2 separate regions of the Homo sapiens genome follow, and region 1 is linked to region 2. Evidence: chromatin contacts called from ENCODE Hi-C or POLR2A ChIA-PET data. All regions are on one chromosome and are shown on one strand. Each heading gives the region's core, a stretch centred on a gene start or an enhancer-like site at or near the end of the contact. The rest is flanking DNA. Distances are from core to core; before and after follow the strand shown. Region 1 overlaps FSTL4 (follistatin like 4). Region 2 overlaps LOC105379178 (a long non-coding RNA gene).

Region 1 (6,538 bases), core at 2,671-5,170, 260 kb before region 2:
ACCTCCAAGTATCATCACATTGGAGATTTATGCTTCAGCATATGAATTTGGGGAGACACAAACATTCAGTGCATAGTTAGGGGTTTTTGGTTTGCTTGTTTAACTGCCCACCAAGAATATGATTGGAAAGTTCATATTTAACCAAGATGGTAGTACTGTCACAATTTCTTTCTAGAAGAGATAATATTAAAAGACCATTTCATCTGCACAGCTCAATTCCACAGAGAAGAGATGGTGAACTCAGGCTTGTCTCTGGTAAAATCATTGTGTGCCCTGGGCCCAGAACCCCTGTGTGGACCCCTTTCCTCCCTTCAGCTCCACCAGTACAATGGACCCTTGTCCAGAAAGGGACTTCTCGTGAATAAATTTGCCTCCATAATGACCGAATAGGAGAAAGTTGCACATCTAACCACCTGTAATTATCAAATAAAATCCTTTGTGCCCAGGTCAGTAAGTCTGAGTGTGGGCAGTTGGAGGAGGATAGGGAAGCCAGGGGAGGGGGCAGGAGGACCTTCCCAGATCCTGTGAAATCACCCTTCTAAGTTACCACTCAGGACATGGCTAGCTAGATTAATGTGGGGCTCAGGGTTTCCCTGCCCAAGGGACTTCATTTCAGGTCAGGCAGAGGCAAGCAGCTTAGCCCTCACATCTGTGCTGCTGAGTGTGGTTACTGCAGGAGAGAGCTGGAGTCTAAGGGAAGAAACTTCCCATGCTTCCTGAGGGGTGGGGATAACTCTGAAGCTCTGTGACCAGTTCTATTTAAGCCAACATAGAGAAGGGCATCATGCTGCTGAAGGTAGAGGCAAGTGATGCTTCATCCTGAGATTTTGGGGACCATTGCTGCTCAGGTGCTTGTGCTGTTCACCCATCTTAGTGCCCCACCCAGGGAGATGGAGGGTGCACTGTGGCCCCAACCCAGTCTACATGGACTAGGTTATGATCAAGGCTTCCCAAGAAGGGAGGGTAGGTTTGGTGGGGTCTGCCCCAAACAGTTGTTCAGTGTGGGGCCAGCATCCCACACACCCAACCTGGTGTTAAGTTATGGATCAGCTTGGCCATGAAGCAGTATATTCCAGCTCACTCATTTTCACATTGGTGCTGCCGCCTGTTCACACTGGTTCCTTCTTGTATGTGCATCCAGTGGATCTCTGCTTCTACATATAGCTCATTGTGCAACCCTCCCACATGGTGGTGTTACTCATGGATTTCACATTCTTACTCTCAGGATGTGTTTCAAGGAAGTTACCCTCGGAAAAAACTCTTCCAATCCCTATAATTCCCACAGTCCAAGATTCAAGGTGCTGACCGCCCACCTCCTGCATCACCCCAAAAGGCAGTGGGCTGGTGGTGTCATGTCAGCTCTTGTTGGCTGCAGAGCCCTGGGGGCTCTTCGTAATAGCCGCAGGCCTTCCTGGCAGGGATTAGAATAGTCCATTTGGGCTTCCTTAACAGAATAGCACCAAATAGGTGATTTAGACAACTATGAAAATTTTATTCCACCTTTTTGGGGTGGCTTCTTAGCCACCTTTTTGTTGCATGCTCACATGGCAGAGAGAGATCCTCTCTCATGTCTCTTCTGAGAAAGGCACTAATCCCATTCATGAGGCTCCCCCCACCTCCTAATACCTTCACGTTGGGGATTTAGGCTTTAATGTATGAATTCTGGGGAGACACATTCGGTCCATAGCAGCCAGCCATGATGTTCTCACAGGTGGGAGCTGCTGAGAAAGCAGCTGTGACAAAGAACATGAAGAAGCCTGTTACAAGGAGTCACCCTCCCTCTGGGCACAATTAAAGCAGAGTGCCCGGCCTGTATATGCCAGAAATTTCAGTTCCTCCCCGCTGGAGGCTCAGTTCGCACCATAAAATGCCACATTTGATATGCAGATTCCCTGAACTCTCCAGAGAGGAGCTGGCTACCCAAGGGGAAACAAAGGCTGTTCAGAATGTGTCTGGATCCATTCCCCCATAAGTGATGTTAACACTAAAACACAACAGCTCTCTTTCATCGGGCTGGTTTTATGGCTCCCACTCCAACTGTTGCTTGGAATTGTGGTTGTCCTCATTGGCTTTTTACTACCTTTAAAAGATCCTTTGCAGAAGCCTGTTGGCTGGCTTCCTGCTGACTCCAGGGCTCGTTGTGGAAAGGCCTGGAAGGTTGGCGACTAGGAGCCTTGGGCCATGACCCAGTCCTAATACCAAGGTAAACACTGAGCTCAGTTATGTGTTCTCTCCTTGGTGTCACGTGCTTAGGGGGATTCTGACACACAGGTGACCTCCAGGGGGCAAAGACTAGGATCACACACAGTCTAAAAACTTTATTCCACAGGACAATAAATTTTAAAAAATAGATAGATAGATAGATACATACATACATACATACATACATAGATACATAGATACATAGATACATAGATAGATAATTCCCCTGCCAGTCCTCAAATCTCAGCATGAAGCATTATCTCCCTGGCGGGAGAAACATGAAAACTGTCTCCAAAGCTGATGGCCCTTTACCTGGAAGTTTGATGAGGTGTGTTTGGCAGCCCCAGCAGGCACATGTTCGGCCTGTGGGTGGGTGACAGGGAGGCCAATTTCAAATGCCCTGCTTGTCAGTGTCATGGATTTCAATTCCTCTCTCCTGGAAGCAGTTTCCACCATAAAATGGTGAGCCTTCCAACAGCTGGGGCTGCCTTTGCAATGGGCCTCCCGGTGATGAAGTGGGCTTCCCGTCCCTGGGAGTGGACAAGCAGCAGCCGAGGCTGTTGGGGAAGAGGCGGAGGAATTTCTGCCCCGGGAGCGAGGTCTGACGATGAGGAGTCCTTCCAGCTCTAACAGACAGTGTTCATACCTCAGTGTTTTTCAAGCCCCAAATCAGTTTCTTTAATGATGCTCCTGTAACAAACAATGCCCAGTGATCGCTGAAACCATCTTTTTTCACACTTCAAAAGAATCTGAGAACAAAGGTGAAAATGACATTTCCTTGTCTGCCAACTGATATTTACGCACATGAATCATCTGACACATTCCGCATTACTTTACAGGCACTTCAAATGGAGGCTTTTCCCCTGGGAGCTCTTGTGTTGTGCCAGACAAGTGGAGGCCCTGTAGGGACACTCAGCGGCTCTCACACCCTAGACAGGTCCGTCCTGCCACCAGGAGTCAGGCCCACACTTTCCGTAGACCCTCTTCCCTCATGCTTGCTTTTTCCCATCCTGGGAGTTTTAGGGACACTAGCCATGATTTTAAATTTCACGAGACCTACATGGGATAAACCCTCAAGAGTAGATATGTTAAATGTCAGGAATGCCTCTTGCGGTGAGGGCCTTGGGAAAGCAGTGCTGGCTTCTGGGCAGCCCCAAAACATGGGCAGAGCTTACGTGGTCAGAGTCTCGGAGTGGACACCCTTTGTAGGTTGTGTGGCTCATTCCATTAAGTCCCAGAGCTGGCCGGTCTTGATGGCCTGGGGTTGGTGACCCTCTGAGTCCTCGGGACCGTTGGCCCTCTGTGCGCTGTCCCTCCATGCCCCATCCCTGCATGGGCCCTGCTTGCCAGCATTGCCCAGAACTACCCAGGCATTCAGAGAACCAGGCTGGTACTGGCCAGGGAGGCAGCCAGGGCCTCTGTCATCACAGGCCTGATGTCCAAGCTCACGTCTGTGCTGGGAACCCAGTTTGCAGCCAGTCATGGCAGGGGAGAGCCATCTCTTACCCTGGGTTGACTCAGCACCCCAGCACCCACTCGATGACCCCAACCTGCCTTTCCCTGTTGCTCCATGGGGCCAGTTGCCTTAGACCCTAATGAGTCTTTGAACTCTGGCTTTCTTTCCTTCTTCTCATTCCTGAAACCACCCCCTCTGCTCTGAGGGCGAGGCTGCCTGAGCCTCTGACTCACTGCTGCCTCACACCTGCCTACCCCTTCTCCCCACTTCCCACAGCACCGCCTCATCCCTCATTCCTTCTCTCCAGCTGGCGGGACAGGAGTCCAAACCCCAAGACTGCCCAAAGACCATGCTTCAGGACCCATGCTGCCCTTCCCCGAGCCTGTCCTCACACAACTCTGCCTAGGAAGCCAGACCACACAGGACCCTGAGCACGCTGGCTTGCCTGGGAGAACTACTGTCCTGTTTCCCTTCAGGCCTGGGACCCCTGTCTTACTTTGGGTATCCTCCAGCAGGCTTCCTGCCCAGCCATGGCTAATGTTTAAAAAAAAAATTAGGACTCTCCCACAGGGAGAGGCTCCTTAAATAGGATCCAGATGCTTCACTTTTAGAGAGGCTGGCCTGCAGGCAGATACCAAGTGAGGGGCCATCTCAGTCTCAGCCTGTCTCCCTGCCCACAGCCCAGCCTGCCAACCACAGCTGCCATATTCCAAGCGACCTTGTCATTTCCTCAGCGACAAGCAGAGAACTCTGGGCAGAAATCATGTTCCTCTTCTGCCCTGGAGAACTCTGGGTCTCATCAGGGCAGACAGAAAATATTAGGGCATGATTGAAGATGAAGGTTGTGGGGCTATGACCACATGCACGGTGACAGTTCAAAGGAGCTAGAACAGTAAGAGCTGGGTGGCCAGGAAGCTTCCTGGAGGAGGGGGATTGGAATCCAGTAGGATGCTCTTGGCTTGGGTGGGTGGAGGGCAGCCCTGCTAGATAGGACCAACCCCAACAAAGGGATCAAATCAGCAGCGCCTCACTGGCACCTGGGGAGGGAGGGAGGGAGGTGCTCTTCTACCTGTGTCATAGCTAGCTGCCCTGTGTCCTCTGCCACCAGGGATTCCTCAGCTCTGAGACTATCTGGAGTGGGGTGCCTAATGGGTTAACTAAGCCCTGCTGATGCCAGGTGACAGAACCCACCCAGTAAATCAAATGGCACAAGTGTGTTGCCCTTAATGGTGTCGTTTGAGGCCAAATGAGCCTGCTAGAGTCTCTAAAATCACACTGTGTAGGAGGCGCCCACCTGTCAGAATGGGGCCCACCTAAGCTGAGCATTTTGTGGAGAATAAGAAAGTAGGTGCCTGGGCAGTGGGAGGGGCTGTGTCAGGCTGGGTGCCAGGACTTGGTGTTCTAACCTCACCAGGTTGTGACGGAACAAGCCTGGTCCTCCCACCCAACCCCCTGCCAGGTGGCTTCAGTTTCTCCCTCTGTGCAATAGAGGGGATTGGCCTTACTGTTTTCTCAGTCCCCTTCTCATCATGATATTCTGAGACTCTGCTGTGAGTGGCATGAGATGTCTCGGTGTGGCTCTCCACCCAGGTCCTGCTGAGGAGACACAGGAGCAATGAGCCCAGGGAGGGGATTAACAGAGGGACCGCCCATGCTGCAAATTAGCAAGATACCAGCTGCCAAATGTAACAACTTGTGTAATTGGCTTTTTGTTTTATTAAGAGGCATGATTCTCTTTAGCCAAGCCTCAAATGCCAGATGGGCATTAAACTTTGGAAGATACAGAGATTAACATTAACAAGAAAAGGACAGACTTGGGTAGCTTTGGAGGCTGGTGGTATTCAGCAGGCCATGTGTGGGTGTGCCTGCCAGAACCCTGCATGGAGACCAAGCCAGCCTTGGAAGTCCATCCCTGAGGCTTCTTCGTCTATTGGGATGGGTACCTACATTTGGCTCAAGACTGACTTTTCCCAGCATAAGACAAACTGAATCCCTGAAGCACCGTCTGCTGGAAAATCCCCTTTATGCAGAAAAAGCCAGTTGGCACTAGGAAAAGTCCTGGCCTGCCAGCTGATCTTTATTCAGTGAAATAGAATTATTAGAATGGGCTAGATGACAAACCAACATGTCCACAGTTGGGGGACAAAGAGGGGACCAAGTAGACTTTGGCTTGGAGGGTCCAAGTACATCTGACAGCAAGGCCAAGGGCACAGCTGCCCATGGGGCTAGACTACAGGAATGACTACCCACCGGTTCTGTTCTGGTGCACGTTTGTTTCCTGGCTCAGGAATCTGTGTGTGATGCACCTCCCGTGCTAGGGAACTCAACTGGGCATCAAGAGACCTGAGTTCTCCCAGGCTCTTCCTGTTGCTCTTTGGACCTTAGTTTCTACAGAGGTTGGCAGTCCCCTAAGGTACCCTCACTTCTGACATCAGCTGCTCAATAATTCACCAAAAGGATTCACAGAGCTCACAAAAACCTTTATGCTCATGGTTATGGTTTATTACAGCACAAGGAGACATTAAGATCAACAGAGGGAAGAGGGGCATGGGGCCCAGAAGAGTTCCAAGCACATAACTCCCCAGTGTCCCCTCCCAGTGGAGTTGTGCAGACAGCACTGGTGTGTGACAATACACTCAGAGCACTGCCAACCAGGGAAGCTTGCCTGAGCCTTGGCATCCAAGGATGTTACTGGGACTCAGTCACATGGATATGGCTGGCTGGCTGGCTGCATGGCTGACCGTAGTGTCTGGCCTTCCAGAGGTTGAGCTGACACCACATGGTCCGTGGCCTCCCACCATAAATCACATTGTTAGCATAGACTGTGTCATGGCCCAAAGCCCCCAGCTAAACAAAGATGCTCTTATCAGGCAGCACAGT
Region 2 (6,247 bases), core at 3,064-5,563:
CTTCCTGTAAACCCACCCAGTCCTTCCCCTTCACCCTCAACTCCCTGTCCCTTGAGGGCCAGGCATTGGAGGAGAAGGGCTGTGTCCTAGCTTTAAAACTCACCATGGCTGTCTAGGCGTGGTGGCTTATGCCTGGAATCCCAGTTACTCAGAATGCTGAGGCAGGAAGATCACTTAGAGCCCAGGAGTTTGAGGATGCATTGAGCTATGATCATGTCACTGTCCTTTAGCCTGGGCAAAAGAGTGAGACCCTACCTCTAAAACCAAACAAAAACTCAACATGGTTTACCAATACCCTAAGGAAAAAATCAAGGCCCTTTGTCTAGGTACAAATGAAGCCCTCATTTGTCTCAATATGAAAGATACAAGTGTTCTGAGCCCCAGGAATTCCCTCCATCCAATATTTCAGGCCTCCCTGAGATGTTGCTTACATGGATGACTTGGCTGCTGTCTAACAAGGGGCACCAGGCATCAGCAGGTTCCATAGCCAGGCCCCAGAGCCACAAGCAGCCCCCAAGATGTGCTACACCTGCTGAACTTCCTGACCCACTCTCCTGCCTATTCAAGCATGCCACACTTAGGCAGCAGTGCCCCCCAGCAAGGGTGCCTGGGCCTAAGGCATTGTGACTCAGGGGCCAGCTCTCTCCATGCCCACACCCAGATGCCTTCAAGCTGCAGGGGCTGGGGTAAGGATGCCCTCCTCCCTCCTGTATCATGAGGCCAGATTCCTCCCCGCCAGGGACCCTTTGCCCTTTCCTAGAATCTGACTTTGCTTGTCACCACCCCATCTCTGATGGTGTCTATCATCTTGAATATCACAAGGCTCCCTTTTCAAGAGCAGCATCCTCCTAACCCCTATATCAAGCAGTGACTGCAAAAAGAAGGCGGGGGAGCCTTTTATGTGACCTCACCCACTGACAGCATCTGTGCTGCAGGCCCCAGCTAGCATCTTGTCAGCCTTATCTCTCTCCTTTCTCTGCCCTGAGCTTTCTACTCCAACTACTGGTCACTCCCTGCATGTCTGTGGTCCAGCTGTCCCCTTTGCCTCCAGCTCCCTCACCAAACCCTCTCTCTACTCACTTATGCAACCGACATGCACTCATCCTTTACCCCCGCACCGCTCCTGGCTACCACCTCAGGCTGCTCCCTAGCTCCTTGTACTTCTCTTATTGCTACCTTGCACGTTGATTATTAATTATCTATTTACCTGTAGGCCCCGCTAGACGAAGAGCTGACCGCTCAGAGAATGGTTACGAAAGGGACAAACAAGCCAACAAACGAAGTCCAGTCTCCCCATTTGTTGTAACCGCCGGGTCCCCTTTGGTTGCCATGGCACTTGAGGCCAGAAAGTCCTCAGCTCCCAGGTGAAGTCCTCCACCAGCTGCCCATTCCTGGGGGTGGATGCCGTGACAGCCACGCCAGATTGTCAGGTGATACTTATTTTGTAAACTCAAATTAACAGGAAGCAATTTCATTAACAGATAGTGCTGCTTGAGGAGCTCCAATTTAGGGCTTATTTTTAGTGTCCTTAAAAGCTGTGTGGAGCAAGCTGAAGCGCTGGATCTGATTTAATGGAAATTGACTGACATGCATGTCTCACTCGGGTACATCGGAGACCCTGAGGCCTTTCCCTTGGGCTGTGAAGGCCCCTCCAAGCCACAGAGCCATTCTCCACTTTGAGGACAGGGGTGGAGAGGGGCAGACAGGGGTGCAGCTTGGCTTGTGGGTACCATTAGAGAAGGGACCTTAACCTGGCAAACATCTCCTCCACCCTGGGGAAGCTTTCCACCTGGCCAGGAAAAAGACACACGTGGATAAAGAAGTCACAGACGTGCCAACTACTCAGCGAGGCCAGGGAGCCAGGAGCATCATGGAGATAAGCCAGCCGCCCGGAGAAGAGCTGCTCCACACACTAGCACTGGCCACAACCAAGCTAGGGCCAAGTCACATAGCCCACAAGACACAATGTCCTGTGTTCAGAAACAGTTCCAGAGAGATACCAAACTTTCTTTGGCATTTCTTCAGAAACGCTTGTGCCTCTCCCTCTCCTCCTACTCCTCACCATTGTACTCAGCCTCGCTCTTTCCACCTCCCGCCCACAACCTCCATCACCCGCAGCTGTTTGTGATGTGAATCAGCAGCCCCAGTTATTTCTCCTTTACCCGTCACCCGGACTCTCTATCCACAGAACAAAAGCAGCAGGCTCACCTGGGAGCTTGTTAGAAATGAAACTCCAGGACCCCACTGAAGACCTATGGAATCTGAAACTTGGAGGGCGGGCCCAGTCATCTGTGTAACCAGGCCCCCAGGGGATTCAGATGCACACTCGAGCCACTGCTTTACCTCAAAGGAGAGCCTGGGAGCTGGTCCACAAGGAGATTCCTCCCACCCTTTCTCCTCCACCTCTCCTGTGTTGTCTCTTCTGCCCATTTTCCAGATTGGGCATTATAGAAATCTGCAAAATAAGATGACCAAGACCGAACTTGTAGACAGTGATGAATGCCAAGGGGCAATCCTCTTTGAAGGAAGGGGGGAACCCTCATACACCAAGAAATCTTGTCTTTTTTTTTTTTTTTGAGACAGAGTCTCGCTTTGTCGCCCAGGTTGGAGTACAGTGGTGCAATCATGGCTCACTGCAACCTCTGCCTCCCAGGTTCAAGCAATTCTCATGCCTCAGCCTCCCAAGTAGCTGGGATTACAGGCACCCGCCACCACACCAGGGTAATTTTTGTATTTTTAGTAGAGACGGAGTTTCACCATGTTGGCCAGGCTGGTCTCAAACCCCTGACCTCAGGCAATCCACCTGCCTCAGCCTCCCAAAGTGCTGGGATTATAGCATGAGCCACCACACCCGGCCTTCTTGTCTCTTTTATGCCATGCATATTTGGCCTCTCCACCACAAGTTAGGCAAGGAAATAAAACTGGGCCTCAGGAGCCTCACACGGAGCCCAGGCATTCTGAAGCTCTTCCTCACTTTTCTACAGCAGATGTCCAGGATTCAGAGGCAAATCGCTGCTTTCTAGGAGTCTCTACCCACAGCTACAGAACTCCACCTTGAACAGGGGTCAGTGTGTTGTTCCTGCTCCTTGCTGAAGCTACTAATAGGATCACACGAGGCTGAGTCCATTGGACTGGCTCAAGTCAAAAGGAAAGAGGGACCTCCGTTCCTCCATCCAGGTGGGATGGATTCACGTGTCACCCCAGGGGCAGGAAGCAGCACTCCCTCCCCATCCGGGGACTATGACCATGTCACACGGGAGGGCGGTACATCTTTGGTTCTTAGGTTGACTTTCTACCTTGTTCCTCTGGAGCCTGGGCTCCTGGTGGGGTAAGGACAAGAAAGGCCAGGAGGCTATGGTAACTCGGACTACTTATGTCTGGGTCAGCTACTCTGCACTTTAAAGGGCAAGTTGCACACCTGTTGTGAGCAATACCTTTGTTCTTCCTGTCTTCAGTGCCTTCCGCATGCATCATCTCACATGCCGGACAGGCCTGGTGTTACCCCCGTTTTACAGGCGAAGGAACTGAGGCTCCTATAGGTTGTCTTTCTCAGTCAAAGCACAGTCCATGATAGGCATCTCCTGGGAACTTGATAGAAATGGACTCTTCGCCGGGCATGGTGGCTCACACCTGTAATCCCAGCCCTTTGGGAGGCCAAGGCAGGTGTATCACGAGGTCAGGAATTCAAGACCAGCCTGGCCAAGATGGTGAAACCCCATCCCTACTAAAACTACAAAAATTAGCCGGGCGTGGTGGCAGGCACCTGTAATCCCAGCTACTTGGTAGCCTGAGGCAGGAGAATCGCTTGAACCCGGGCAGCAGAGGTTGCAGTGAGCTGAGCTCGCGCCACTGCACTCCAGCCTGGGTGACAGAGTGAGACTCCATCAAAAAAAAAAAAGAAAGAAAGAAAAGAAAAAAAATGGACTCTTCAGCCCCACTCTGACCTGCTGAATCAGAATCTGCATTTTAGCAAGATCCCCAGGTATACTGAGAAGCACTGGGCTGGGATCTACCTGAGGTCTGGGAGCAGTCCAAGATTCTTCTTTTTAACAGTGATGTCATACTTTGGGTGGTAAGGACCTAAGAGATTAGTAGCAAAAGGCCTACTTTCTTGCTTGAGCCCCTGCTTGCTAGCTTGAGGACTCTGTTAAACCATACTTATTTTGCTTTTAGCTACCCAGAAGGAGAGGAGGTGGCCGTCTGTGTTCTCCAAACTTCTGGGACTCCTCAAGGAGTGAAGTCTGATCTACGCACGGAACCAACCACCACGGCAAAGGAAGAGCGATGGCGCCCCCATGTGGCAACACAAGCACTGCGATTTCACACAAGACCAAATCAGAATTGGCCGGAGGGGAACGTCAGATTCTTAGGGAGTGTTACTCCAACTAATGCTACACTCAGGGCGACTTCTTGGAAGGCAAAAGCCCCATAGTCTAGCCATACAACTTTCCAGAAAAGTAGCACTCTTCAAAACAGCTGGCATTAAAATTCTTGGCTCTGCCATCCACCCGTTCTGTGAGACTCTTTCCTCATCCCCAAAAATGGAAGGTCTGATGACTTCAAAAAGAGTTTTACCGTTTTTCCCCTCATTGAAAATAATAGAAAACAGTAAAATACTGCATTTCTGCCTTCAAGTATTCACTGAGCGCCTTCTCCATTCCCTGCTTCTTGCCGGGCTGCACGGAGGCAGCTGTAACCCAGGCAGAGTCCCTCCTTCAGTTGTGGGATGTAGAAGACAAGGACAGGACCAGTCACAGAGGAAAGACCTTCACTCATGCTGCGGCCTCCTTTACCACTGCATGGGCCCTTTCAACTTTCCTAACCCAGACAGCTCACCGGCTCCTCATGGCAGCCTTACACGGGTCCTACAAAGCTCCCCACTGGCACTCCTGAAAGGTACCCTATAACTGGAACCATCCTTTTGTGGAATATATACTGACCCAGCTCATCCTTAGAAATCCTTTGCTGGGATTTACATCCTGGAAGCTGGGCCACTGACTGGTCTTCCAAGACCATCTGTTTCCAGCTTTCTCTTCTGCAAGCATTAGCTGAGTCTAATTTAAATAATAGATATTTTAAAATACATTTTAAAGTTCATGTAGAAAAAAAAATGGGAGACCTCCAGTATGTGGTGAGTAAAGGTCTGCTTACTTGTGATAAAGTACTTGCAGTGCTTTCTCTCCCTCAACTGATCCAGGACTCCAAATCTAATAGTCCATCTCGCCCTTGAAGGATGTAAACCCAGACACACTAGTGAACAGGCCCGATAAAAACACAGCTTTCTGTAGTCTTTTCTGTGTTGTGTTTGAAGCTGGCGAATGCCACTTACGAAGGGAGAGTAAAGAGTCTCTACTCACCCTGTCCTAATGACGTGTGCTGAAACTGGAGGAATAAGGTCAGGATTAGCCTGGCACTTGCCCATGGATATTGAGCAAATCTGGAAAGCATTCTGTATTTTTTTAAATACTCTGAGGTCTTTCCTTCCCTGATCCTCCAGAAATTTACACCCTCCTTTATCTTTCCAGATGTGTTGCTTGTACCTCAACTTGGCCATTTTCCCTATTTGCCTCCTAGACTGATGCTTAAGAAGTCACCTCTTTAGTTTCTACACTTCTTGCAATATCTGCTCAAAATAGCAGTTCACAAAAACAGTGGCATTCCAGGTTAGAGGGTCATGGCCCAGGGCTGCCCCAGCCAAAGCCAAGTACATCCAAGGAATGTACTGGCAACTCCAAGATTCCCAATGGTCTCAAGTAAGTGGTGGGAACCATCCCCATTTACACACAGGACACTGCCCAACCTCCTTTCTCGCAGACTGATGCCTCATTTCAGAGGCCAAGCTTCTTTTTTTTTTTTTTTTTTTGCTTTTTTTTTTTTATTTTTTTTTTTTATTTTTTTTTTTTTAATTTATTTTTTTATTGATAATTCTTGGGTGTTTCTCACAGAGGGGGATTTGGCAGGGTCATGGGACAATAGTGGAGGGAAGGTCAGCAGATAAACAAGTGAACAAAGGTCTCTGGTTTTCCTAGGCAGAGGACCCTGCGGCCTTCCGCAGTGTTTGTGTCCCTGATTACTTGAGATTAGGGATTGGTGATGACTCTTAACGAGCATGCTGCCTTCAAGCATCTGTTTAACAAAGCACATCTTGCACCGCCCTTAATCCATTTAACCCTGAGTGGACACAGCACATGTTTCAGAGAGCACAGGGTTGGGGGTAAGGTCACAGATCAACAGGATCCCAAGGCAG

Evidence for each region. A loop is a pair of places that touch in the nucleus more often than their neighbours do. ChIA-PET counts read pairs that join two places held with the same protein, here RNA polymerase II (POLR2A). Pooled maps may share reads with other maps.
Region 1: a map of naive thymus-derived CD4-positive, alpha-beta T cell shows a loop between it and region 2 (6-fold over the local background). The contact joins two enhancer-like sites. A Hi-C loop is called at or near these places in 6 of 168 maps with a recorded cell type or tissue (IMR-90, Jurkat, mammary epithelial cell and 2 more), 10 of 37 single-sample maps with no recorded cell type and 14 of 50 pooled maps. POLR2A ChIA-PET finds 5 or more read pairs at or near these places in 3 of 52 experiments (IMR-90, K562 and activated T-cell).

The regions. Positions count from the first base shown.
Region 1 is chr5:133,368,098-133,374,635 of GRCh38, reverse strand. All of the region lies in intron 4 of FSTL4 (follistatin like 4), which reads left to right. All of the region lies in intron 1 of LOC124901068 (a long non-coding RNA gene), which reads left to right. Among named protein-coding and RNA genes, the nearest start is that of CTB-3M24.3, 17 kb to the left of the region's middle. RefSeq lists enhancers at 3,292-3,826, 2,929-4,128. Within about 2 kb of position 3,920, at least 2 of the 41 ENCODE cell types and tissues checked have a DNase peak (open chromatin) inside an H3K27ac peak, as active enhancers do.
Region 2 is chr5:133,109,442-133,115,688 of GRCh38, reverse strand. LOC105379178 (a long non-coding RNA gene) reads left to right here. Exons shown (of 3, transcript XR_948792.2): 2 at 1,214-1,430; 3 at 4,174-4,621. Among named protein-coding and RNA genes, the nearest start is that of HSPA4, 61 kb to the right of the region's middle. Within about 2 kb of position 4,313, at least 2 of the 41 ENCODE cell types and tissues checked have a DNase peak (open chromatin) inside an H3K27ac peak, as active enhancers do.